2 separate regions of the Homo sapiens genome follow, and region 1 is linked to region 2. A link is an interaction called in ENCODE POLR2A ChIA-PET data of the cell type or tissue named here. Cell type or tissue: GM12878. All regions are shown on one strand. Links, peaks and the distances in the headings refer to the core of each region. The heading gives the core; the rest is flanking DNA. Region 1 overlaps PRPF6 (pre-mRNA processing factor 6). Region 2 holds the start of ZBTB46-AS1 (ZBTB46 antisense RNA 1).

Region 1 (10,986 bases), core at 7,544-10,043, 200 kb after region 2:
CCACCACGCCTGGTCAAAAATTACACTTTTTTTTGTAGAGACAGAATCTTGGGAGGCTGAGGCAGGAGGATTCCTTGAGCCCAGGAGCTGGAGGCTGCACTGAGCTATGATTGCCACTGCACTCCTGCTTGGGTGACAGAGTGAGACCCTGTCTCAAAAAAATAAATAAAAATATAGATCTTGGACAGACGCGGTGGCTCACGCCTGTAATCCCAGCACTTTGGGAGGCCGAGGCGGGCGGATCACGAGGTCAGGAGATCGAGACCATCCTGGCTAACACGGTGAAACCCCGTCTCTACTAAAAATACAAAAAAATTAGCCAGGTGTGGTGGCGGGCGCCTGTAGTCCCAGCCACTCGGGAGGCTGAGGCAGGAGGATGGCGTGAACCTGGGAGGTGGAGCTTGCAGTGAGCCGAGATTGCACAACTGCACTCCAGCCTGGGCGACAGAGCGAGACTCCATCTCAAAAAAAAAAAAAAAATAGATCTTTTTCCATACAGAAGAAATTTGTTATTATCACAAGGTGTTGTCTGAGTGAAATGAAGGCTGTTTTCCTTCTCCTTCTGACTGCTCTCTCAGGGTTGTGGGAGGGGCACCAGGGACCCTCTGAGAACTTTGTTTTGCACCTGGTCATGTCCAGCTGACTCTTAGCTTGGCCTGTCTCACAGGTGTCTGACTCCGTGAGTGGACAGACCGTCGTTGACCCCAAAGGCTACCTGACGGATTTAAATTCCATGATCCCGACACACGGAGGAGACATCAAGTGAGTGCTTTGCAGAATCGCTGGGCTGGGATGGAGACTCTAGTTGCCTAGGGTATTTTGGATTTTATATGGACAGTATGCTGTCAAAATGGGACATGGCGGTTCTAAGAAATGTAAAGTGGAGTAGTTTGTTTTTTCCATTTGAAATGTATCTGTATCCATTCATTGCGTACACTCAATGTGTTACATATGATACTGCAAAGTCCCTGCCTGTGCTGGGCAGGAAAGCAGCTGGCTGTGTCCCACATGTCCCATCTGGACCTTCGGTTCTCAGCGTTTGTCTGCGGGGAGGCTACAGAGGCTTGGAATAGTGCGCACTGAGGTTTTGAGTTGGTTTTTGTAACTCAGGACATCAGGACTGATAGTTCTTACATTGTGACTGTGAAGTGGGTGCCCTCATCCCAGGTCTCGGGTGCACCCCTGACAGCATGGCCTGATGCCGTGTGCACTCTCCCTCTCATAGTGATATCAAGAAGGCGCGACTGCTCCTCAAGTCTGTTCGGGAGACGAACCCTCATCACCCGCCAGCCTGGATTGCATCAGCCCGCCTGGAAGAAGTCACTGGGAAGCTACAAGTAGCTCGGAACCTTATCATGAAGGGGACGGAGATGTGCCCCAAGGTGAGGTATTTCCTGGGAGGCGTTTCCTGGGAGGCTGCGTGATTGTGGCCCCTACGGGAGTAAACTTGTTAGAGCAAATCTCTTTGTCTTTTGGTATTGAAACTACAGACAATAGGGCAGGCTGGGGGAGGATGTGAAAAGCAGCCAAGGGCTTTTTCCTGCTTGTTTTCATGTGGAGTGAAGGCTAATCCACCACTTTTTTTTTTTTTGGAGACGGAGTCTCGCTCTGTCACCCAGGCTGGAGTGCAGTGGCACGATCTCGGCTCACCGCAAGCTCCACCTGCCAGGTTCACACCATTGTCCTGTCTCAGCCTCCAGAGTAGCTGGCACTATAGGCGCCCGCCACCATGCCTGAATCCACCACGCCTGAATCCACCACTGGTTTGACGGCAGGCTAAGCTTCATTATAAAGAGCTCAGTTGGTCAGCTCTTCACCCGCCTAATGGTGGCCAGTCACGGTGGCTCACGCCTGTAATCCCAGCACTTTGGGAGGCTGAGGCGGGTGGATCACTTGAGGTCAGGAGTTAGAAACCAGCCTGGCCAACATGGCGAAACCCCGTCTCTACTAAAAATATGAAAGTTAGCCAGGCGTCGTGACAGGTGCCCATAATCCCAGCTATTCGGTAGGTGGAGGTTGCAGTGAGCTGAGATTGCACCATGCTGCTCCAGCCTGGGCGACAGAGCGAGATTCCGTCTCAAAAAAAAAAAAAAAAACAACAAAAAAGAACGACCCGAGCAGATGTGCAGTCTCTGCTTTGTCCATGGAGTTGTCCTGAAGGAAATCATGCTCTTTTCACAAAGTGGTGTTTCATTTTTTTTTTTTCTTTTTTTTTGAGTCTCGCTCTGTTGCCCAGGCTGAAGTACAGTGGCGTGATCTCAGCTCACTGCAACCTCTGCCTCCCGGGTTCAAGCAATTCTCCTGCCTCAGCCTCCTGAGTACCTGGGATTATAGGCACCTGCCACCACACCCGGCTAATTTTTGTAGTTTTAGTAGAGACAGGGTTTTGCCATGTTGGCCAGGCTGGTCTCAAACTCCTGACCTCATGATCCACCTGCCTCGGCCTCCCAAAGGGCTGGGATTACAGGCGTGAGCCACCGCGCCCGGCCATTAGGTGTTCTTCAGTCAGACATATGGTAGCCATGTTCCCAAGTGTGGTTATAAGGGGGCGACTCCTGGTGCAGGTGTGTTAGAGGCTGAGCTAATTGGCTTTCGTAAATTCTGGGGCCCGAGGATCTGCTCTGGAGATCTGTGCCTGCTGCCCTGTTGCGGCTTCCAGCCTGCACTGAGCCTTATTGGTCTTATCTCTTGCCTCACAGAGTGAAGATGTCTGGCTGGAAGCAGCCAGGTTGCAGCCTGGGGACACAGCCAAGGCCGTGGTAGCCCAAGCTGTCCGTCATCTCCCACAGTCTGTCAGGATTTACATCAGAGCCGCAGAGCTGGAAACGGACATTCGTGCAAAGAAGCGGGTTCTTCGGAAAGGTGAGCCTCCCTCGGAGGTGCTGCTTTCTCCCTCCTTGGGGCCCCTCCTCTCAGCAGCTTTCCTGCTCCTGGCTCAGGCTTTTGGTGAGAGTGGATAAGGAACCAGGGACATTTTTCAGGCCTTTTCTCAGGCTGGGTTGCCTCTGCCCTTGGACCCCCATGGGGGAGGGATACTGTGGTGGGCAAGTTCCCATCCTGGAAGGGATGCTTGGGTTGAGCCCTCACTCCTGCCTTTTTCCAGTGTGTGATCTTGGATGCTTGGGCGGTCACTCTGGTCCAGGCTTCCCTCATCTGCAGGGTGAGAACAACGGTAGCTCAAAGCCTGTGTCCTGGGGCTCTGGAGATGGTCTGTGTGAAGAGCTGAGCCGGCACCTGGCACGTGCAGACCCGTTGTGGGTGTTACTCATTTTCTCTCCTGAGAAGGCACCAGAGCCACACGTTGATTGAACTCTTTCCTGCTGCTGACGAGGCTGTGCCTTCTGCTCCCGCGATGCAGCGTGTGCCGTCAGCTCAGGTCAGATAACGACAGACGGTGTGCCTACCAGGCAACCTGATTCCATCCAGGGATTCCTGCCAGGGTAGAGCTTTTGTGGGTAGTTTGTTTATTTTTATTACTGTGGATTCATAAAAGGAGCACTGTTTCTCCTGTCACTGGAAGTGTGTAGTAGATGCTGCTCTTGAACTGGGTCCAGAACGAGTGCTAGTCAGGGGGCTGTTCTGAAGCTAATCTGTGCAGGTGGCTTCTTTTTTTTCATTTTTTGTTTTTTTTTTCTGGTTTTTTTTTTTTTTTTTTTTTTGAGATGGAGTCTCGCCCTGTCGCCCAGGCTGGAGTGCAGTGGCGTGATCTCGGCTCACTGCAAGCTCCGCCTCCCGGGTTCACACCATTCTCCTGCCTCAGCCTCCTGAGTAGCTGGGACTACAGGCGCCTGCCACCACGCCTGGCTAATTTCTTTTTGTATTTTTAGTAGAGATGGGGTTTCACTGTGTTATCCAGGATGGTCTCGATCTCTTGGCCTTGTGATCTGCCTGCCTCGGCCTCCCAAAGTGCTGGGATTCCAGGCGTGAGCCACTGCACCTGGCCTATGCAGGTGGCTTCTATCCATTTTTTTTTTTTTAGACAGAGTCTCGCTTTGTCGCCCAGGCTGGAGTACAGGGGCACGATCTTGGCTCACTGCAGCCTCTGCCTCCCGGGTTCAAGTGATTCTCCTGCCTCAGCCTCCCGAGTAGCCGGGATTACAGGTGTGCGCCTCCATGCCTGGCCAATTTTTGTATTTTTAGTAGAGATGGGGTTTCCCCATGTTGGCCGGGCTGGTCTCAAACTCCTGACCACAAGTGATCCTCCTGCCTTGGCCTCCCAAAGTGCAGGGATTACAGGCGTGAGCCCCTGTGCCTGGCCTTTTCTTTTCTTTTTTTTTTTTTTTTGAGATGGAGTCTCACTTTGTCCCCCAGGCTGGAGTGCAATGGCACCATCTTGGCTCACTGCAACCTCCGCCTCCTGGGTTTAAGCAATCCTCTTGCCTCAGCCTTCTGAGGAGCTGGGACTACAGGCACCTGCCACCACGCCTGCTTAATTTTTGTATTTTTAGTAGAGACGGGGTTTCACTGTGTTGACCAGGCTGGTCTTGAACTTCTCACCTCAAGTGATCCACCCACCTCGACCTCCCAAAGTGCTGGGATTACAGGCGTGAGCCACTGTGCCCGGCCAGATTTTTTTTTTTTTTTTGAGACAGCGTCTTGCTCTGTCACCCAGGCTGGAGTGCAGTGGCACGATCTTGGCTCACTGCAGCCACCACCTCCCAGGCTCAGGCGATCCTCCCAGCTTAGCCTCCCAAGTAGCTGGGAGTATAGGTCCCACCCCCATGCCCAGCTATTTTTAATTTTTGGTAGAGATGGGATCTTGCTGTGTTGTCCAAGCTTGTCTCAAACTCCCATCCTCAAGTGATCCTCCTGCCTTGATCTCCCAGAGAGCTGGGATTACAGGCATCAGCCGTCGCATCCAGCCTATTCTTCCTGAATTTATAGCCTAGGAAAAATAAAGTGTATTTTATGGAATCAAGGGCAGTTTTCAGTGAGAGCTTTCCAGCTCTTGTTTTTCCAAATGTCTTTAAGCGAAATATCCCATTGAGGCTTCTGTGCTGATAGGACCGTGCAGATGAGGGCTCTTTGGTAGAAAGCCCCTTATCAAATATAGTTTCATTCACTTACTGTCTACGTCTGTTAGAAGACAGGTGAAGGCTGCTTGCCTGTGATGCATGTTCCCCCGACCCTGTGCACTCACATGTGAACGTGCTTTCCTCTGTCGAGGCTGGTTTCTTGACCGCAGCCCAGCTGCTCAGTGAATGCTCAGAGACAGCCTCTTTTATTTTTTTTTATTGAGACAGAGTCTCGCTCTGTCGCCCAGCCTGGAGTGCAGTGGCACGACCTCGGCTCTCTGCAAGCTCCGCCTCCCAGGTTCACGCCATTCTCCTGCCTCAGCCCCCCAAGTAGCTGGGACTACAGGCGCCCGCCACCAGGCCTGGCTAATTTTTTTTTGTATTTTTATTAGAGATGGGGTTTCACCATGTTAGCCAGGATGGTCTTGATCTCCTGACCTCATGATCCACCCGCCTCGGCCTCTCAAAGTGCTGGGATTACAGGCGTGAGCCACCGCGCCCGGCCAGAGACAGCGTCTTATAATGAGGTGGCCAGGAACAGAAAGTTAGCACCTGTCTGGGTTTGTAGAAATCAGTTTATCTTTTTTCAGCTAGGAAGAAATAGTTCTTTGATGAAGAGCCCATGAAAGTCTGGGTAATTAGTATTGTTTACTTAGAAAAGCTCTATTGAATTCTTCCTGCCACAGTTTGATGAATGATCATGAATGTCTTTGTGGCCACTCCCTGCTCACCACCAGATTGTCTGGGTTCATTTCCAGTTGGTTTGGATTTGGAGATGGGAGTATGCTGTTGGAGGCGGGGGCCTTCGGGGAGTGTTGAGGGACTGTGTTTCCACGGCTGTTCTCTCAGGGAGTGGCCTCCTGGCTGTGCTCTCTCAGGCAGAGAAGCTGGGCTAAGGTGGAATGAACCCAGGATCTCCAGGATGGCCTTTGCCGCTGCCCTAATACTGGTCCTGGCCTGCCCTTTCCCAAGAGTGTTTCCAAAAACTGTATTCTTTTCCTGGGGTGAAGCCCAGCACTGCTTCATTTGGTTATTAGCAAACACTTACACGTTGCTTGAAGGGTCTGGTTTTTGAAATTAAGATGACAGCTACTTCCACTGGTGACTTAGGACACCTGCCAGCCAGGGAGCCTGGCAGTGCATGGTCTCTGTGAGCTCTGGGTCGCTGTTGGGCTGAGCTGACACCTTAGTCCTTTGTTGGGAGAATGGGCGTTTTGGGTGCTGATCTTGAGACCTGAGGAGGCTGAGTAACCTTAGGCATGGTGCTTGGCCTCTGAGCTTCCATGTCTTCCTCTGTAAAAGGGAAGAGGGCTTTCAGGATTGGGGAGGGTGCAGCATGTGAGCTTCCTGGCCAGGGTGGGGTGTCCCACGTGCAGAGTCCCCTGGGGAGGCCCGACTGGCAGCTCCCCTACAATAATGCACTCACATGCTGTGTACTCCGCTAGTTAATGCAGATGTGTGGAAGTGGAGTTATTTTACACTAACGCCATATGCTCTGGCCTGTGAAGCGTGGCATCCTTCAGTGGCCGTCGCCAGCGTGTCCCTCTGGGGGCACAGGAATGGCACAGTTCAGGTTGAGGGTCTTCCCTGCAGTCACGTGACCCCCGGAGAGCATGTTGGCCTCTGCACGGTCACGTCTTCATGGCTGTGTCTAGCATTCAGAATACTCTTCTGTTCTAGGCCAACTTCAGGGGTGTGTGCTTCCTCCACTTCTGCTCATAAAGTCACACTCCTTGAAGGCCATTGTATCATGGTGTGCCATGTGGCTTCCGAAAGCACCTGGGGAAGGTGACCTTGTTGGTTTTAGTGCCATGCCTGTGGGCTGCTGATGAGATGCCATGGAGATATGTCAGCTCTCTCCCAAAACTTGAAGACACAGAGTCCTGGGAGTCGTAAGTTAATGACTCCATAAATTGAGTCCCGCATGAATATTCTGTTCTTTAGAGACGCGAAGTTCATCTCCACCAATGTACAAAGTATTAAGGGAAGTAGTTCATATTTAGACAAATAGAGCACTCATCTCCCACGCAGTCGAGGTGAGAGCGCACAGGAAAAACAACTGGGTCGTTCTGTGTCTTCTCTCTATGCCTAGTCGCCTGGTTGGAGGTTAGGACTTTCCTTCTTTACTGCTGTGCCCTCTGCTGTCACCCTGCTTGGTCAGGGTTCTTGACCTGGATGAGTAACCCAAATCTTTTTTTTGTTTTAGACAGAGCCTCGTCCTATTGCCCAGGCTGGAGAGCAGTGTTGCAATCAGCTCACTGCAGCCTCAACCTCCTGGGCTGTAGTGATCCTCCTGCTTCTGGCTCTTGAGTAGCTGGGACCATAGGTACATACTACCATGCCTAAATAATTTTTATTTTGAGACAGGATCTTGCTCTGTTGCCTAGGCTGGAGTGCAGTGGCATGATCATGGGTCACTGAAGCCTCAACCTCCCAGACTCAAACTATCCTCCAGTCTCAGCTTCCTGAATAGCTGGGACTCCAGGGACATACCACCATGCCTGGCTGAGTTTTTAATTTTTCAAAGAGACGAGGTCTCCCTGTGTCATCCAGGCTGGTTTTAAACTCCTGGGCTCAAGTGATCCTCCCACCTCAGTCTCCCAAAATGCTGGGACTGCAGATGGGGGCCACTGTGCTCAGCCAGGACCCATATCTTTATCCCCAAAGGGTCTGACTTGTTGGTAGTTTTGCTTTTTTGGTGGCTGTAGTTCCCATTAACTTTTACTGGTAAAAGCAGAAATACTAAACTGTTTTTAGGACTGGCCTCTAGATAGTCTCCCACAGTGGGTGGCAGCAACTCAGTCTCGCTTTGGGAGTCAGGGTTAGCCTCTCCAGCCAGGGCTGGTACATGAGGAGGCCAGAGGGAGCTGTGGTCTGCACCCTGGTTGGCACATACTCCCTTTGGAGTAGCTCGTAGCTTGCTCTTTTTTTTTTTTTTTTTTGAGACTGAGTCTTGCTCTGTTGCCCAGGCTAGAGTGCAGTGGCGCAATCTCGGCTCACTGCAACCTCCGCCTCCTGGGTTCAAGGAATTCTCTTGCCTCAGCCTCCCAAGTAGATGGGATTACAGGCACCTGCCACCACACCCGACTAATTTTTGTATTTTTAATAGAGATGGGGTTTGGTTTCACTGTGTTGGCCAGGCTGGTCTCGAACTCCTGACCTCATGATCCACCCGCTTCAGCTTCCCAAAGTGCTGGGATTACAAATGTGAGCCACCACACCCGGCCTTTGGACCAGCTCTCTTGACAGGAGGGTCCAAGGAGGCGGAGACGGGACTCTTGGCAGTGGAGACGGGACTTGTGGCAGCGGAGATGGGACTTGAGCCATTCAGACATCACTGTTTATTCCTAGACCCGTGTGTTCTGGCTGTGAGATCCAGCCGGGATTGGTGTCTATTCACAGCATTTGTGGCATCCTACTGGGCTGCCAGGCCATGGCTCTGAGTGATGGGCACATGGTAAGACCATGTTCTGCCTGAATCGGTGAATTCATATAGCTTCGTCTTCTGGCCGTCTTTCAGTTGGTCAAGTGGACATCCAGATAATAAGGCCAGGGGTGTCAGTGCCAGTGTGCTGTGCAGAACCATGCGTAAACCACAGCAGACTTTTGTCTTCTCAGTCCCTTGACCCTAAGGGACTCCCCAGAGGTTGTCAGTGTGGGCTGAGGGAGGAAAGCGGTTGAGCAGCCACCAGTGCAGGAGGCATCTGCCCCATAGCTTAGGCAGCTGTGCTGCACCTGCCTTCCTTCCACACCATCTCCTGGGTGCCATTTCCACCCTATGAGGCCACTGCTGCATCTGCCCAACCTTGTGGCTTGGTCTGTCAGTAACACCTGGAGTGGGCAGCAGGTTGCTCAGTCATTTTATGTCCCTTAGCTGAGTGTTCATTCCCTGCCAGGGCCTCACAGCCAGCCTGGGGCTGTTTCTCAGCAGGAGAGCAGGTACCTGCAGGAGAGCTAGCTCACTTGCCCTCTCCCCTCCCCGCCTCCCCTCCCCTCTGCCTCCCGTCCCCTCTTCCCCTCCCCGCCTCCGCTTCCCTCCCCGCCTCCCCTCCCCTGCCCTGCCCTTTTCCTCTTTTTTTTTTTTTTGAGACTGAGTCTCCCTCTTTTGCCTAGGCTGGAGCTGGAGTTCAGTGGTGCAGTTTTGGCTCACTGCAACCTCCACCTCCTGGGCTCAAGCGATTCTCCCACCTCTGCCTCCCAGCTAGCTGGAACCACAAGTACATGCCACCACGCCCAGCTAATTTTTGTATTTTTTGTAGAGACAGGGTTTCGCCATGTTGTCCAGGCTAGTCTCGAATTCCTGGGCTCAAGCGATCCTCCCACCTCAGCCTCCCAAAATGCTGGGATTATAGGTGTGAACCACCACAATCAGCTGCCTGGCCTAATTTCTTTTTCTTTTTTTTGAGTTGGAGTCTCTCTCTGTCACCCAGGCTAGAGTGCAGTGTCACAGTCTCAGCTTATTGCACCTGCGCCTTCTGGGTTCAAGCGATTCTCCTGCCTCAGCCTCCCCAGTAGCTGGGATTACAGGTGCATGCCACCATACCTGGCTAATTTTTGTATTTTTAGTAGAGACAAGGTTTCACTGTGTTGGCCACGCTGGTCTCGAACTCCTGACCTCAGGTGATCTGCCCACTTCGACCTCCCAAAGTGCTGGGATTACAGGCGTGAGCTACGGGCTGTACCTGGCCCGGCCTAATTTCTTAACATCATTAAATGTCTACTGCATTCATATTTTTCCAGCTGTCATGTCAGTACCTGCACGGGCACATGCATGCATAACCACATGCACACATGGTTGGTTTGAATCAGGATCTAAGCAAAGTCTGAACATTGCCGTTTGGTTGATGTCTTCTCTCGGTTTGTTGATGGAATTGGGTTGTTTTTCCTTGAGATTCCTCACATCAGGGTTTGCTCACTGCAGCCTGTGAGATTGTTTCATGTGGGTCTCGTTTCCTGTATCCTCTGTTTCCTGTATCCTCTTGTAAATTGGAAGGTAGATTTGGAGACTCATAAGAGTAAGCTTTGTGTTTTTTTTTTCTTTTTTTATCAAGGAAATATTCGTGGCAATGCAAGCAGCGTCAGGAGCTGCAGAGGCTGTCACTGCTCAGTGGCCCCAGTGTCCTTCATGGAGTTCTCCACAGCCTTTCAGCTCCTGCCTTTGGCAGTGGCTGGTGACCCGTGCCCGCATCTGTTCCTTCATTAGGGTGTGCAAAACGGTGACATTATAATTAGGTCACTCTTTGCTTTTATTGCCAGAATTATTCTTAAGAGAAGAATTTTCCTATATCCATGATTTGGTTATTCTGAGTTTATTTGGGAAAGACAGAATAGATATTTGATTTGCTTCCTTTCAACTTTCGGGATGATGCGTTGATTCTCTAGCATTCTCCAAAGGTGACTAATGGTCTCTTGGAGCTTTGTTATGAACTATTGAATGCTGTGGTATTTCATGGGTTTGAATACATTGCAGGTAATATTCTTAATATGCTTATTGACCTTCAGACTCTCTGATCATTGTCCAGTGGAAGTCTCTTCTAGTTTGCTCTTGAATTTTTTTTAAGTTTTAGGTATTTTTATTTAAGGGAAAACATGTAATAATGAGGTATTTTAGGTCGGGCGTGGTGGCTCATGCCTGTAATCCCAGCACTTCGGGAGGCCGAGGCGGGCGGATCATGTGGTCAAGAGATCAAACCATCCTAGCCAACATGGTGAAACCCTGTCTCTGCTAAAATTTCAAAAATTAGCTGGGTATGGTGGCTGCACGCCTGTACTCAGCTACTTGGGAGGCTGAGGCAGGAGAATCGCTTGAACCCGGGTGGCAGAGGTTGCAGTGAGCCGAGATCACGCCACTGCACTCCAGCCTGGCGACAGAGCGAGACTCCATCGCAAAAAAAAAAAAAAAAAAAAAAAAGAGAGGTATTTCAGACACTGGCATTTTTTCGTAAATATTTGAAGTGAATTACGTAGATCT
Region 2 (16,916 bases), core at 6,703-9,202:
TGCCGGATCCACTCGGTGAAGACAGCTGGGCTCCTGAGTCTGGTGGGGACTTGGAGAACCTTTATGTCTAGCTAAGGGATTGTAGATACACCAATCAGCACTCTGTGTCTAGCTCAAGGTTTGTAAATGCACCAATCAGTACCCTGTGTCTAGCTCAAGGTTTGTAAATGCACCAATCAGTGCTCTGTGTCTAGCTGATCCGGTGGGGACTTAGAGAACCTTTATGTCTAGCTGAGGGATTGTAAATACACCAATCAGCACTCTGTATCTGGCTCAAGGTTTGTGAACACACCAATCAGCGCCCTGTATCCAGCTCAAGGTTTGTGAATGCACCAATCAGTGCTCTGTGTCTAGCTATCTAGTGAAGACTTGGAGAACTTTTGTGTCTAGCTCAAGGATTGTCAACGCACCAATCAGCACCCTGTCAAAATGGGCCAATCAGCTCTCTCTAAAACAGACCAATCAGCTCTCTGTAAAATGGACCAATCAGCAAGATGTGGGTGGGGCCAGGTAAGGGAATAAGAGCAGGCTGCCCCAACCAGCAGTGGCAACTTGCTGGGGTCCCCTTTCATACATTGAAAGTGTTGTTCTTTTGCTCTTTGCAATAAATCTTGCTGCTGCTCACTCTTTGGGTCCACACTGTCTTTATGAGCTGTAAGACTCACCGTGAAGGTCTGCAGCTTCACTCCTGAAGCCAGCCAAGACCACGAACCCACCAGAAGGAAGAAACTCCAAACACGTCTGAACATCAGAAGGAACAAACTCCAGACACGCCGCCTTTAAGAACTGTAACACTCACCGCGAGAGTCCATGGCTTCATTCTTGAAGTCAGTGAGACCAAGAACCCACCAATTCCAGACACAATGGGGACGGCCTGTGTCTCCAAAGCCACCGGCAGCTCCACCCAAGAGTTCGAGCTCATCAGATTATGCTCGTTAAACAAGTGCTGTTTGCTGCACGTAAATTATGCCTCAATAAAGGATTAGTTTTTGTAAAAATATTTTTCCTCAGCTATAATCCTGTGCTTATCCAAGGACCTCACTGCCATTTGTTACGGGTTGAACCCCCCGCCCCCGCCTCCCAAATTCATGTTGAAGCCCTAACCCCTCATATTTCAGAATTCCACCTTATTTGGAAATAGGTCATTGCAGATGCAATTAATTAAGATGAGGTCGCTGGGGCTGGACACGATGGCTCACACCTGTAATCCCAGCACTTTGGGAGGCAGAGGCAGGCAGATTGCTTGAGGCCAGGAGTTTGAGACTAGCCTGGCCAACATGGTAAACCCCCGTCTCTACTAAAAATACAAATATTAGCCGGGTGTGGTGGCGCACGTCTGTAATCCCAGCTACTCAGGAGGCTGAGGCACAAGAATCACTTGAACCGGGAGACGGAGGCTGCAGTGAGCTGAGATTGCGCCACTGCACTCCAGCCTGAGTGACAGAATGAGACCCTCTCAAAAAAAAAACAATGAGGTTACTGGGGGCCCCTAATCCAGTATGATAAGTACCCTTAAAAGGGGAAGAAATTTGGACACAGGTCGGCACAAAGCGGCAGCGGCGGAGGCCCCGGCAAGAGGCTGGAGAGAGGCCTGGAGCAGACCCCCAGCACCCTCCCAGAAACCGCGGCGGGCCGACAACCGAACCTCAGACCCCCAGCACCCTCCCAGGAACCGCGGTGGGCCGACAACCGAACCTCAGACCCCCAGCACCCTCCCAGGAACCGCCGCGGCCGACGACCGAACCTCAGGCCCCCAGCACCCTCCCAGGAACCGCGGTGGGCCGACAACCGAACCTCAGGCCCCCAGCACCCTCCCAGGAACCGCCGTGGCCGACGACCGAACCTCAGGCCCCCAGCACCCTCCCAGGAACCGCCGCGGCCGACGACCGAACCTCAGGCCCCCAGCACCCTCCCAGGAACCGCGGCGGGCTGATGCCCAAACCTCAGACCTCCGGCCTCCAGGACTGGAGGGAACAGATGTCTGTTGTTTACGACGTTCCCTTTGTGGCCCTTTGACATGGCAGCCCCAGGTCACTGACGCCCCGTTTCTACCACCAAAGAGCGCGATGCCACAGACGCCAACAGGAGGAAACACGTTTCTGGGCAGCTCTGCCCACTCTTGCGAAGAAACCCACCAACCCGGCTCCCCCAGGGCACCTCACCAGCAGGAACCAGGCGTGGGCACCATCCCCCAGGATGCCATCCAGGCAGGGACCAGTGTGGGCACCATCCCCCAGGGCGCCTCACCAGCAGGAACCAGGCACCTCCCCTCACACCAAGGCGTTCATGGTTTACCTTCTTCTGAAAAAATTAAGGTTAAGACATGAATACTGTGAAACTGTCGTACAAATTAAATTTCATATACATCATATTACCATTGTTCGTGGTCGCATTTCAAAATTTTTAAGTGAGCTCCTGACTAGAAAACACTCCAAGACATGTTAGCAGAGTCGTCTTTCGACAGCGAGACCGGTGGTACTATCCACATCATCTCCAGTGAGCAAGTGGGTGCTGGCGATGAGGACTTTAGGTTTTCCACATGGCAGCCCCCATGTGGCCATCTGAAGATGCAAAGCCATGTCTGCCGGCCCCGGGCTGCCCAGGCCCCGGGCTGCCCAGGTCTCTGTCGGAGGCCCTGCCAGCCCCGCCCCTCCCTGCCCACTGGCCCCTTTCAGTTCCTTCATCTCCAGCCCGGCTCTGACGCCCAGGCCGCCTCCTCCGCCTTCCCGAACCTGGCTACCGTCACTTCCTTCTTTTTGTTTTTGTAATGGGGTCTCACTCTGTCCCCCAGGCTGGAGTGCAGTGGCGCAATCTCGGCTCACTGCAGCCTCAACCTCCCAGGCTCAAGGCATCCTCCCACATCAGCCTCCTGAGCAGCTGGGACCACAGGGGCACGCCACCACACGGGCTAATTTTTTTGTTTTGTAGAGACGGGGTTCTGTCGTGTTGCCCAGGTTGGTCTTGAATTCCTAAACGAACCTGCCGCCCTGGCTTCTCAAAGCGCTGGGATGATAGGCGTGAGCCACTGCACCGACATAACGTCACTTCCTTCTGTCGGGCGTCCCCAGCCAGAGCCCAGCACGCTTCCCCTTTCCAAACACCTCTCACTGCCCTGCGCTGTCCCATCTCAGCCCCAGCCACCAGGGTCTCGGTGGGCTGTGGGGTCCCTGAATGGAGGGGCTTCCACTCCCACCTCAGCAGCTCCAGGCCTCAGCATCCCTCCAGCTCCAGCCAGGTGCCCACCAGTCACACGCAGGGGAAGCCTGGAGCAGTGCCTGGCTCGGGCCATGTGTGAGGGTGGCAGGGGTGCCTCCAGATGGGCACAAGGTGCTCTGGGCACCCAGGAGGGGGCCGGGGCAGCTGAGCTCCTAGTCTGTCATTTGGGTTATAGATGACACAGTGGAACAGGTCAGATCTGTAAAGGCGAATCCTGCCATGAATCACAACAGCAGTCCTGAGCCCTCTCAGCCAATGGACACAGCCTCCCCCTCCTCCAGGAAGCCCTCCCGGGCGTCACTGTTCTTACACTGACAGCACACATGCCACCTCGCTGCCTGACACTGCCCTGCCCTCCTCTCAGCCCAGGGACCACATCTCAATGCTGGACAGGCCCAACACATACACTTGGGGTCAACAAAACTACAGTACCAGGCCGGGCACGGTGGCTCACGCCTGTAATCCCAGCACTTTGGGAGGCCAAGGCAGGTGGATCACCAGGTCAAGAGATCGAGACCAGCCTGGCCAACATGGTGAAACCCCGTCTCTACCAAAATTAAAAAAATTAGCCAGGCGTGGTGGGGGGCGCCTGTAGTCCCAGCTACTCGGGAGGCTGAGGCAGGAGAATCGCTATAACCTGGGAGGCGGAGGTTGCAGTGAGCTGAGTTGGCACCACTGCACTCCAGCCTGGGCAACATAGTGAGACTCCGTCTCAAAAAAACAACAACAAAAAAAACCTACATGACTTTTTTTTTTTTTTCTCAGAAGGAGTCTCGCTCTGTTGCCAGGTTGGAGTGCAGTGACACGATCTCAGCTCACTGCAACCTCCACCTCCCGGGTTCAATTGATTCTCCTGCCTCAGCCTCCTGAGTAGCTGACATTACAGGCTCACACCACCATGCCTGGCTAATTTTTGTATTTTTAGTAGAGACGGGGTTTCACCACGTTGGCCAGGATGGTCTCGATCTCTTGACCTCGTGATCCGCCCACCTCGGCCTCCCAAAGTGCTGGGATTACAGGCATGAGCCACCACGCCCGACCTACAGTACCTTTTGAAAATTAAATCTGTAATACTGATTTACAGTATTTCAAAAATGTCTCATACTAAGTGCTGATAGAAGGTAAAATGAAACAGCAGCCGGGCAGTGTGGTACACACCTCTAATCGCAGCACGTTGAGAGGCTGAGGCGGCAGAATCACTTGAGCCCAGGAGTTGCAGGCTGCAGTCAGTGAGCTCCGATTGCACCACTGTGCTCTAGCTGGAGTGACAGAGCAAGACCCCCATCTCTAAAGGAAAAAAAAAGACACAGGGAGGAGAGAAGGTCATGTGACCACAGGCAGAAACTGGAGTGACAAAGTCACAAGCCAAAGGATGCCTGGAGCCACCAGGAGCTGGAAGAGGCAGGAAGGACCCTGCCTGGAGTCTCCAGAGGGAGCATGGCCCTGAGACACCCTGAGTTCCAGCGCTGGACTCTGGAACTGAGAGGAGACACCTCTGCTGCCGCGAGCTGCCCAGCAGGTGGTACTTTCACAGCAGCCCCAGGAAACTAATACACAAAGCCATGCATCAGCTTTTTTTTTTTTTTCCTTTTTTTTGAGACGGAGTCTCGCTCTGTCGCCCAGGCTGGAGGGCAGTGGCACGATCTCGGCTCACTGAAGCCTTCGGCTCACTGCAACCTCCGCCTCCTGGGTTCAAGTGATTCTCGTGCCTCGGCCTCCCCAGTAGCTGGGATTATAGGTGTGTGCCACCACACCCGGATAATTTTTTTGTATTTTTAGTACAGACAGGGTTTCACCATGTTGGCCAGGTTGGTCTCGAACTCCTGACCTCAGGTGCTCTACCCGCCTCCGCCTCCCAAAGTGCTGGGATTACACGCATGAGCCACCATGCCCGGCCCCAACTTTTAAAAATATTATAATTTTCTCAGAAAGCTAATCAGCTGGCTGGGAAAGGTGGCTCACGCCTGTAATCCCAGCATTTTGGGAGGCTGAGACGAGCGGATCACCTGAGGTCAGGAGTTCGAGACCAACCTGGCCAACATAGTGAAACCCCGTCTCTACTAAAAGTTAAAAAAAAAAATTAGCCTGGCATGGTGACGGGTGCCTGTAATCCCAGCTACTCGGGAGGCTGATGCAGGAAAATTGCTTGAACCCGAGAGGCAGAGGTTGCAGTGAGCCGAGAACATATCACTGCACTCCAGCCCAGGCAACAACAGTGAAACTCCATCTCAAAAAAAAAAAAAAAAGAAAGAAAAGAAAGCTAATCAGCTTAACAAGGCAAGAAAACTATTTGTGTACATTTTAAATCTGAGATACTGCTATGGCTAACTCTGACCTGAAATGGTAACTTCAAAAAAAATAGAACCTAAATAAGAAGGTTGTAATACCTGCTTAAAATAAAGGCAACACTATGCTCTCAAGGAATATGATGGAATCTTTCTCTTTTTTTGAGATGGAATCTGGCTCTGTCACCCAGGCTGGAGTGCAACGGTGCGACCTTGGCTCACTAAAACCTCCACCTCCCACGTTCAAGCGATTCTCCTGCCTCAGCCTCCCATGTAGCTGGGACTACAGGCGCCCACCACCACGCCCAGCTAATTGTTTTGTTTTGGTTTTTTTTTTTGAGATGGAGTCTCGCTCTGTCGGCCAGGATGGAGTGCAGTGGCGCCATCTCGGCTCACTGCAAGCTCCGCCTCCCAGGTTCACGCCATTCTCCTGCCTCAGCCTCCTGAGTAGCTGGGACTACCAGCGCCCGCCACCACACCCGGCTAATTTTTTGTATTTTTAGTAGAGACGGGGTTTCACCGTGTTAGCCAGGATAGTCGCGATCTCCTGACCTCATGATGCACCTGCCTCGGCCTCCCAAAGTGCTGGGATTACAGGCGTGAGCCACCACGCCTGGCCAGGATTGGTGTTAATTCTTAAAATGTTTGATAGAATTCAACAGTGAAGTGATATATACAATCATATACATATATAGAGAGAGACAGAGATGGACTTTTCTTTTGTTGGAAGTTTATTGACTATTGATTCAATTTCTTTATTGAAATTGACTTTTCTTTTTGGAAGCTAAAAAGTACAATAACTGTAGTGAAAGTTTCTGAACTTTTCTTTCATTGGAAGTTTTTTGACTACTGATTCTTTATTTGTTATAGGTCTATTCAGATTTTCTGTTTCTTCTTGAGTCAGTTTGGTCTCGCTCTGTCACCCAGGCTGGAGTGCAGTGGCGCCATCTTGGCTCACTGCAACTTCTACCTCCCGAGTTCGAGTGATTCTCCCACCTCAGCCTCCCCAGTATCTCGGACTACAGGCGCACGCCAGCATACCTGGCTAATTTTTGCATTTTTAGTAGGAACGGGGTTTCACCATGTTGGCCAGGCTGGTCTCGAACTCCTGGCCTCAAGCAATCTGCCCGCCTCGGCCTCCCAAAGTGTTGGGACTACAGGTGTGAGCCACCGCGCCCGGCCTTCAGCTACTCCATTTTTTAACATTTTGCCGCATTTGTTTACATCAAGCAATATGATAGAATCCCTAACCAGTTACTTTTTGCTTAAAAGCTGTACTAGGCCAAAACAAGCGAAGCACCCGTCTGTGTGAGGCAGCGGGTCTGGCTTACAGGCGGCGCCTCAGGGCTCGCTCCCCCTCCGAGCGGGTCTCACTCCCAGAGCGGGGCTCGCCCGGTGTCTGGCCTCCGAGGCCGTGTGCCCAAGTCCCCACCTTGTGCGGCACAGGCCCTTCCCACAGGGGACACTCACGGAAGCTGAACGGACCTTCCCACAGGAGACACTCACGGAAGCTGAACGGACCTTCCCACAGGGGACACTCACGGAAGCTGAACGGACCTTCCCACAGGGGACACTCACGGAAGCTGAACGGACCTTCCCACAGGGGACACTCACGGAAGCTGAACGGACCGACGGAGGTGGCGTGGATGAGCAGCAGCCGCCTGAGCAGTGAGGAAACCCCGCGGACAGCGCGGTAAGGACCCCACCCAGATTACTGGATTTCACCACCGGCCGCCTTCGATGGAGGAGTCCTCAGTCTCCACATCCGCACGGCACAGACGGAGGGGGGGCCCATGGGGCCCCAGCGATGAACCTGTCAGGGGTCCCCTGTACCCTGTAGGCCAGTCAAGCCATCCTTCCCAGCCCTTGCCCCGGGGGCTGAGCGCAGGGGAGGGCCCGGAAGGCAGACGCCACGGAGCCCGGGGCTTCAGGGGGGCGTGGGGCGGAAGCGGGGCCAGGGCGGAGGTCACGGACAGGGTCATCCGGACCCACAAGGAGTCTCAGCCCCGGGCCCGGCGGGAGGGAAGGGGGAAGCCAGGCTCTTCCTCCTAGGGCAGGGCCTGGGCTCCGGGGCAGTGTGACCTCCCGCCCCTAAGCGAGTCCTGCCTCCCCATGAGACCTGAGCTCCTCCAGCGTGGGTGGGAGGCGGACAGAGCCTCCCCCAGAGAAGGCCCTCCTCGGTCCAGCGCTCGGCCAGGACAGGCGCCAAGGCCGCCTTAAGAAATAAAACCAGCAGGCGCGGTGGCTCACGCCTGTAATCCCAGCACTTTGGGAGGCCGAGGCGGGCGGATGGTGAGGTCAGGAGATCAAGACCATCCTGGCTAACATGGTGAAACCCCGTCTCTACTAAAAAATACAAAAAAAAATTAGCCGGGCGTGGTGGGGGCGCCTGCAGTCCCAGCTACTCGGGAGGCTGAGGCAGGAGAATGGCGGGAACCCGGGGGGCGGAGCTTGCGGTGAGCCGAGATGGCGCCACTGCACTCCAGCCTGGGCGGCAGAGCGAGACTCCGCTTCAAAAAAAAAAAAAAAAAAAAAAAGAAAAAGAAAAAAAAAAAAGAAAGAAAACTCCATGATTCATGAGGTAAGACCTGGGAGCTGGCGGCTCGGTGCTCCGGTGCTGCAGAGGCACTCAAGGGGCTCTCCACGTTCGCCTTCCACGTTCCCCTTCGCAGGGACCGCAGCGCCTGGGGCACTTCGCCATGGGCTTGGCCGAAGTGGGCACTAAAGGTGCAGACTCGGTGGAGCCAAGGGGGGCAAGGTCAGCAGCCCTGGGGGCGCAGCCCTGGGGGCCCCGCCGTGGGCCACGCCCAGCGCGTCCAGTCCTCATGGCCGCGTCTATTCCAGGAATGGGGTCCTGGGGTTCGGCACAGGCCTGCTGGGGTGGTGGCCCCACATCTTGCCTGTGTCCCCCCATATTATGCCCAAGGGAGCAACAAAGGCCACCCCTGGGTCCAGGCCTCAGGAGCTCACAGGAGCCCTGAGCCCAGAAGACAGCAGCGCCCTCACGCGGTCCTCAGCAAACCTGCCAGAGCCCAGCAGGTGGAGAGGACTCCGGGAGACAGCAGGAGCTCCGCGACCTCCCTTCCTCTCCCCTCTTCTCCCTTACGAAGTTAGCCGTGTGGTGGCCAGTGTGGCTTAACTCAATGATACAATTTTAAAGATTTCTGGAAAGGACTTAAAAGACACGTGCTTAACTCTGAGAAAAGATTTCAAGGCCAGGCCAGAATGGTGGCTCATGCCTGAAATCCCAACGCTGAGGGAAGCCGGGGCGAGCAGATGGCTTGAGCCCAAAAGTTCAAGACCAGCCTGGGCAACATGGTGAGACCCCATCTCTACAAAAAATAGAAAAAATTAGCCGGGCATGGTGGTGCACACCTGTAGTCCCCGCGACTCTGGAGGATGAAGTGGGAGGATCCCTTGAGTCGGGAGGTCGAGGTTGGAGTGAGCCAAGATGGCACCACTGTACTCCGGCATGGGTGACACAGCAAGGCCCTCTCTCAAAAAAAAAAAAAGAAAAGAAAACTCTAAATACATGGAACTGGCAAACATTAACGTAATGTCAATTACAAAGGTGGCCGTGACACAGGAGGCCCAGAGTGGGGCGGCCCTTGAAGCAGCCTGCAGCGTGGGGATGAGGCCTACAGATGCCTCTGCCTCTTTGACTAATTCCACTTCTGAGACTCTGCCCCAAGGAAATAACCCAAAAAGCTAATTGGTTCCAAGATGTTCCAAGCACTGCTATGGCTAACAGTGACAAACAGAAAAAGACCCAAACACTCGACAATTCGAAGATGGCCCAGAAAACCGTCAAGTATTAAAACTGAGCAAAACCCAATTCCAGGAACATTAAAAATGCCAGTCACGTGGATGCTTAGAAGTTTATCAGAAATTAACGGGAAGAAATGAGAACAGAAAGCCCAGCTGGTCGTGTCTGCACAAGCTCACACACACCGACCACACTCAGGATAGGCACCAAAACCCCCCTTCCCCTCGCAAACCAAGGTCCTTATTCATAAAACACAAATGTAATCCTAGCACTTTGGGAGGCTGAGACAGGTGGATCATATGAGATCAGGAGTTTGAGACCGTCCTGGCCTACATAACGAAACTCTGTCTTTACTAAAAATATTAAAATTAGCTGGGCGTGGTGGCACGCACCTATAATCCCAGCTACTAGGGAGGCAGAGGCAGGAGAATCGTTTGAACATGGGAGGCAGAGGTTACAGTGAGCCAAAATTGTGCCACTGCACTCCAGTCTGGGCAACAGAGTGAGACTCTGTCTCAAAAAACAAAAAAATAAATAAAAATAAAACACAAACGCGAGAACGTGCCCACCAGCACAGATGCAGGGTAGGATGACGCCACAGGAAATCAGCACCCAGGAGGTGAACAGAGCGCGAACATGAGAGCAATCTACGTTTCTCTTTCCTCACTCCTACGAGGAGCTCCAGCAGCAGAGCCGGAGAGCACCAGCTGGCGTCCAGGCTCCACTCTCTTTCCTCACTCCTACGAGGAGCTCCAGCGGCAGAGCCGGAGAACACTGGAGAGCACCAGCCGGCGTCCGTGTTCCACTCTCTTTGACTTTTCACAAACCCAACAGGCAGGCGAAGAGTCTGCCTCTCTGGGTCCCAGAACCCCACAGGATGGGCATGAGCCCCACCCCGCCCAGCCCACAGAGGCGAGTCTGGGTCCCAGAACCCCACAGAATGGGCATGAGCCCCACCCCGCCCAGCCCACAGGGGCGAGTCTGGGTCCCAGAACCCCACAGGATGGGCATGAGCCCCCCTAGGGGCAAGAGACGACAACAGGTGGACAAGATGCGAGCCACCAGCCCACTAGGACCTCGGAGCTGCCATGGGGTGGGTCTCCCTGAAGAAGAGTCAAGCAGCCTTCCTCTCCCCAGCCCCACCCCACCTCTCATACAGAAGACACTACAGCCCCAGGCCTCCCAGCTTCTGACTTCCAGGAGCAGAAGTAAGTTCTTCCACAGGGCAGGAGGGGCCCTGGAAGGATACGACTGTCACCTCCTCTGAAAGTATTTCCAGGAAGCCCACTGTGCTCATAGCCATAGGCAACGCAGAGAGCAGGAAGATCTCGGGGGTGCAGAGAGGGGGTGGCCCATAGGTGACGCAGACAACTGACCCTGACCCCTGGGCCCAGCAGAGATCTGCACGTGTGAGGGTCAGCTCTGAGCTGGGCGACGGGCCAGCCGGCTCACCTTGCAGCCAGGTGAGCTCTACCCCGCTGGGAAGAGAGCTGCTGCTGTCTGACTCCCTGCCACATGAGGACTCAGGACTCACTGGGCAGGTGAGCCATGGTGCAGGAACAAACCCCTTTCATCCAACTCTGCCATAAGACAAAATGTTAGAATCACAGTCCCTGTCACTAAGTAGCACATCTATTTCACCAACTCCCACTTTTCTGCCAGGTCTGGCTCATACATCGTTCAGACCAAGTACTTGCCTGGGAAAAAAAACTAAAGTAAAAATAGCTCTTAGACTCCAAACGTGGAAGCATTAAAATATTCAAAAGAACTGACCCTGCAGATATTGAAACAAGGCTTTAGTGCTGACCCACCAAAGTGGCGGCGATCTTTTCGGAACAAAACTCTCACTAATAGGAAAACTCCAAATTCAGGCAAAATTTGCATCAACTTTTCCTACATAAAAAAAAGAGAAGCAACGGTAAACTACATTTGCATTTTTAGTAAAAACTAAATGAAAATCAACTTGAAATAAGAAAATTAACATTAAAATTTTTCACAAGGCCAGGCAAGGAGGCTCAGGCCTGTGATCCCAGCACTTTGGGAGGCTGAGGCGGGCAGATCACGAGGTCAGGAGATCAAGACCATCCTGGCTAACATAGTGAAACCCCGTCTCTACTAAAAATACAAAAAATTAGCCGGGCAATGTGGTGTGCACCTGTAATCCCAGCACTTTGGGAGGCGGAGGCGGGCGAATCACGAGGTCAGGAGTTCGAGACCAGCCTGGCCAACATGGTAAAACCCCGTCTCTACTAAAATACAAAAAATTAGCCAGGCAATGTGGTGCGCGCCTATAATCCCAGTGCTTTGGGAGGTGGAGGCGGGCGAATCACAAGGTCAGGAGTTCAAGACCAGCCTGGTCAACATGTGGAAACCCCGTCCCTAGTAAAAGAAATACAAAAAATTAGCTGGGTGTGGTGGCAGGCGCCTGTAATCCCAACTACTCGGGAGGCTGAGGCGGGAGAATCACTTGAACCCGGGAGGTGGGGGTTGCCATGAGCCAAGACCACCCCACTGCACTCCAGCCTGGTGACAGAGCCAGACTCCATCTCAAAACAAAAAACAAAACAAAACAAAACAAAAACTACGGCTGGGCGTGGTGGCTAATGCCTGTAATCCCAATACTTTGAGAGGCCAAGGCAGGTGGATCATGAGGTCAAGACATTGACAGCATCCCGACCAACATGGTGAAACCCCGTCTTTACTAAAAATAGAGAAAAATATTAGCTGGGTGTGATGGCGCGTGCCTGTAGTCCCAGCTACTTGGAAGGCTGAGGCAGCAGAATTGCTTGAACACGGAAGGCGGAGGTTGCAGTGAGCCGAGATCGCACCACTATACTCCAGCCTGGTGAGAGTGAGACTCCGTCTCAAAAAAACAAAACAAAACAAAAACAGGCATCAAAATATGAAACAACCCGTGTTTTAAAATACATTAAGTTGGGGCCAGGCACGGTGGCTCACACCTGTAATCCCAGCACTTTGGGAGGCTGAGGCGGGTGGATCATCTGAGGTCAGGAGTTCGAGACCAGCCTGGCCAACATGGTGAAACCTCGTCTCTACTAAAAATACAAAAATTAGCCGGGTGTGGTGGAGCGCGCCTGTAATCCCAGCTATTCGGGAGGCTGAGGCAGGAGAATCACTTGAACCCAGGAGGCAGAGGTTATAGTGAGCTGAGACTGTGCCACTATACTCCAGCCTGGAGACAGAGCAAGACTCCATCTCAAAAAAAAAAAATAAATAAATAAATAAAATACATTAAGTTGGAAATTCCAATGTAAGCATTGTGGCTACACACCAGAGTAACTGCTCCCCTGCCACTGCCCTGCGCGGGCGAGTCCCAGCCCTCCCGCCTCTACCTGGTTCTACTGACGGCTCAGGCAGGAGTTCAAGGTCACAAGGATGCACCCAGCCAGACCTTCAGGTAGGAAGTGTCACAGAACCAAAACTGATCCTTCAGCAAATAAGTAGCATGAAACAGAGAGAAGAAACGCAACTTCAGGGACATCACCACCCACAAGCAGCACATGGCCCTCATCCCAACTCTGATTCAAGTAAAGCCACAGTGAAAATGTGCAGGCCACAGTCAAGAACGCTGAGCCCAGCCCAGCATCGCGACGCTGAGGAAGTGTTGCGGGGTGCCCGGCTGCGTGTGAGCCACACACAACGAAGCACCGAGGGTAAAACTGAGATTTGCTTTAAAACACTTGAGAGAAAAAACAGTGGGAAGGGCCGGGCGCGGTGGCTCACGCCTGTAATCCCAGCACTTTGGGAGACCGAGGCGGGTGGATCACAAGGTCAGGAGATCAAAACCATCCTGGCTAACATCGTGAAACCCTGTCTCTATTAAAAATACAAAAATTAGCCGGGCATGGCAGTGGGCGCCTGTAGTCCCAACTACTAGGGAGGCTGAGGCAGGAGAATGGCATGAACCCGGGAGGCAGAGCTTGCAGTGAGCCGAGATCACGCCACTGCACTCCAGCCTGGGCAACAAAGCAAGACTCCGTCTCAAAAAAAAAAAAAAAAGAAAAGAAAAAAAGAAAGGAAAAAGAAAAAACAGTGGGAGAGAGTGGGAGAGATGAGTAAGACAAGAGCAGAGCACTGGGGGTTCCCGCAGCCAGGCGACGTGGACGTTCTCTCTAATTTTGTGTATGTTTGAAAAGTTCCAAAATAAGTTTTTAAAAATATAATTAGGTTTTAAAATAATAATATAACTTTTACAAAACTGGGAAAATATACAATCCAGCGGTGCAAATGCGGTGAGAGAGAATCTCATCTGGAAACCCACAGGCAGCCCCACCCCTCAACAGGAGGCCCAAGACCTGCCTCTGCAGGGGGAGAGAACCCCAAGACCTGCCTCCTCCCACCCCCAGGCAAGGGTCCTCATTTGGGGTTGACCTCCCAGAGGAGTGCAGCAAGCCTGGGCCTCAGGAGTCTGACTGTGGGTGACAAGCCACAGACACAGCCATGTCCACATCGCACCATGGCCACCGCAGGCAACTTAGAATGCTCGATACTCACCCTACTTCGGAATTAGGAATATCAGATGCACCATTCACAATGCTATGTGCTAAATTAAAGTTCCACATGTTACTACCTCACAAATCAAACTTTCCTGAATTTTAGCAATGATATTTCAGTAGTTGCTACCCTTCATTTTCCAGGGATCTTACTGGATGCACTAAAAATGCTATTGTGAGCTGATCATGGTCTCACATGCCTGGGGTCCCAGCTACTCAGGAAGCTGAGGCACAAGGATCGCTTGAGCCCAGGACGTCGAGGCTGCAGTGAGCTGAGATTGCGCCACTACACTCCAGCCTGGATGACAGAGCAAGACCCTGTCTCAAAATAAACAAACAAAACATGCTATTCTGAAAAGGGGCCACAGCTCACCAGCTGCTGAGAAGACACAAAAGGCCGAGAGCCCAAGTCTGAGCTGAAGGCACAGGTGCAGTGGGCCCAGGTGCAGTGGGCGCAGGTGCAGTGGGCACGAGTGCAAGTGCAGTGAGTGCAATGGGTGCAGGTGCAGTGGGTGCAGGTGGGCACCGGTGCAGTGAGTGCAGGTGCAGTGGGCAAAGGTGCAGTGGGTGCAGATGGGCACAGGTGCAGGTGGGCATAGGTGCAGTAGGTGCAGGTGCAGTGGGTACAGGTGGGCACAGGTGCAGTGAGTGCAGGTGCAGTGGGCAAAGGTGCAGTGGGTGCAGGTGGGCACAGGTGCAGGTGAGCACAGGTGCAGTGGGTACAGGTGGGCATAGGTGCAGTGAGTGCAGGTGGGCACAGGTGCAGTGAGTGCAGGTGCAGGTGGGCACAGGTCCAGTGGGTGCAGGTGCAGTGGGTGCAGATGGGCACAGGTGCAGGTGAGCACAGGTGCAGTGGGTGCAGGTGGGCACAGGTGCAGAAGGTGCAGGTGCAGTGGGTACAGGTGGGCATAGGTGCAGTGAGTGCAGGTGGGCATAGGTGCAGTGAGTGCAGGTGCAGGTGGGCGCAGGTCGAGTGGGTGCAGGTGCAGTAGGTGCAGGTGAGCACAGGTGCAGTGGGTACAGGTGGGCACAAGTGCAGAAGGTGCAGGTGCAGTGGGTACAGATGGGCATAGGTGCAGTGAGTGCAGGTGAGCACAGGTGCAGTGAGTGCAGGTGCAGGTGGGCGCAGGTCCAGTGGGTGCAGGTGCAGTGGGCACAGGTACAGTGGACACAGGTGGGCACAGGTGCAGTGGGTGCAGGTACAGTGGGCACAGGTGCAGTGGGTGCAGGTACAGTGGGCGCAGGTGCAGTGGGCACAGGTGGGCACAGGTGCAGTGGGCGCAGGTGGGCACAGGTGCGGTGGGTGCAGGTGCGGTGGGCGCAGGTGCAGTGGGCACAGGTGGGCACAGGTGCAGTGGGCGCAGGTGCAGTGGGCGCAGGTGGGCGCAGGTGCAGTGGGTGCAGGTGCAGTGGGTGCAGGTGCGGTGGGCACAGATGCAGTGGGCACAGGTGCAGTGAGCAAGGCAAAGGGGGTGCCCAGAGGAGGGCCCGAGTCCTGCTTCGGATTGGGAGGCACAAGCAGCCGCAACACTCAGCTGCCCCTCTTGGCTCCATCTCTGCTCACCCTCAACATGACTCCCTCCCCACCCACCCCGTGTCTCTCCTCACAGGCTCACATCACCCAAGATACTCAAAGCATCTCCCCCATCTGCATAACCCAGCAAAGCAAGGACTCCATGACCTGCTGTGTACCCAGGCCAGGAACCTGACCTGCCACAGGCCCAGGGCTGCGTGCACACTGGCTGAATGCATTAGTTAATATTTTGGTGACGCTGGTTACTTGCCACCTCTGCTGTAAATAACAGCAGCGTCAAGGATACAGTGGCCACGAGAGGTAGCAGCTGCTGATGTGTGGAGAAGCCTCCATAGAGAAATACGTGTGAAAGATGCATCAAGAAAACCCAAGCTGTGATGCTGTTAAGGGCTGAAATGTGTCTGCTGAAGTCCTAAACCTGCAAACGTGACCTTATTTGGAAATAGGGTCTTTGCAAATATAATCAAGTTAAGATGAGGTCATAGTGGATTAGGGCGGGCCCTCACCCAATAGGACCAGCTTCCTTAAAAGAAAAGGAAAAGGCCAGGCCTGGCACGGTGGCTCACGCCTGTAATCCCAGCACTTTGGAAGGCTGAGGCGGGCAGATCATCTGAGGTCAGGAGTTCGAGACCAGCCTGACCAACATGGAGAAACCCCATCTCTACTAAAAATACGAAACTAGCCGGGCATGGTGGCGCATGCCTGTAATCCCAGCTACTCAGGAAGGCTGAGGCAGGAGAATCGCTTGAACCCAGGAGGCAGAGGTTGCGTTGAGCCAAGATCGCGCCACTGCAGTCCAGCCTGGGCAACAAGAGCGAAACTCAGTCTCAAAAAAAAAAAGAAAAGAAAAGAAAAGGAAAGGGCCAGATGTGGTGGCTCATGCCTGTAATCCCAACTCTTGGGGAGGCAGAGGCAGGAGGATCGCTTGAGCCCAGCATGGGCCACATAGGGAGACCCTGTCCCTACAAAAAGTAAAAAAATTAGCCAGGTATGATGGTGCATGCTTGTAGTCCCAGCTACTTGGGAGGCTGAGGCAAGAGGATCCTTGAGTCTGGGAGAAGGAGGCTACAGTGAGCTGTGCTTGTGCCACTGTACTCCAGCCTGGCCCACAGAGTGAGATCCTGTCTCAAGAAAAAAAAATAGAAAAAGAAAAAGAGGCCGGGTGCAGTGGCTCAGGCTTGTAATCCCAGCTCTTCAGGAGGCCAAGGTGGGCGGATCACCTGAGGTCAGGAGTTCGAGACCAGCCTGGGCAACATGGTGAAACCCTGTACCTACCAAAAATACAAAAAATTAGTCAGGCGTGGTGGCACACGCCTGTAATCCCAGCTACTTGGAAGGCTGAGGCAGGAGAATCGCTTAAACCTGGGAGGTGGAGGCTGCAGTGAGCTGAAATGGTGCCACTACACTCCAGCCTGGGCAGCAGAGTGAGACTCTGTCTCAAAAAAAAAAAAAAAAGGAAGAAGAAGAAAGAAGAGGAAAAAACCTGGACACCCGCAGGGGAGACTGTGTGAAGACAGAGGCAGAGGCTGGAGCGAGGCGTCTATAAGCCAAGAGGCACCAGGGACTGTGGTCAACACCTGCAGCTGAAGAGGCAGGAGGAC

What was found. ChIA-PET counts read pairs that join two places held together with the same protein. Peaks named below come from ENCODE experiments on the same cell type or tissue, not always from the same donor. Only the 100,000 strongest peaks of a DNase experiment are listed, where the experiment ranks them.
Region 1: POLR2A ChIA-PET joins it to region 2 with 6 read pairs; 4 of 35 experiments call an interaction of 5 or more read pairs at or near these places.

What each region holds. Positions count from the first base shown.
Region 1 is chr20:63,998,378-64,009,363 of GRCh38, forward strand. PRPF6 (pre-mRNA processing factor 6) reads left to right here. Exons shown (of 21, transcript NM_012469.4): 7 at 668-762; 8 at 1,226-1,382; 9 at 2,700-2,862. Among named protein-coding and RNA genes, the nearest start is that of PRPF6, 23 kb to the left of the region's middle. RefSeq lists an enhancer at 1,274-1,776 and a silencer at 6,717-6,889. In GM12878, for the core only: no CTCF peak of the experiment used is centred there; a DNase peak (open chromatin) is centred at 8,726; H3K27ac peaks cover 267 bases.
Region 2 is chr20:63,800,962-63,817,877 of GRCh38, forward strand. The region is part of intron 1 of ZBTB46 (zinc finger and BTB domain containing 46); the gene reads right to left. ZBTB46-AS1 (ZBTB46 antisense RNA 1) reads left to right here and starts at 7,115. Exons shown (of 3, transcript NR_110081.1): 1 at 7,115-7,194. RefSeq lists enhancers at 1,223-1,724, 14,054-14,804, 14,805-15,555. In GM12878, for the core only: no CTCF peak of the experiment used is centred there; no DNase peak of the experiment used is centred there.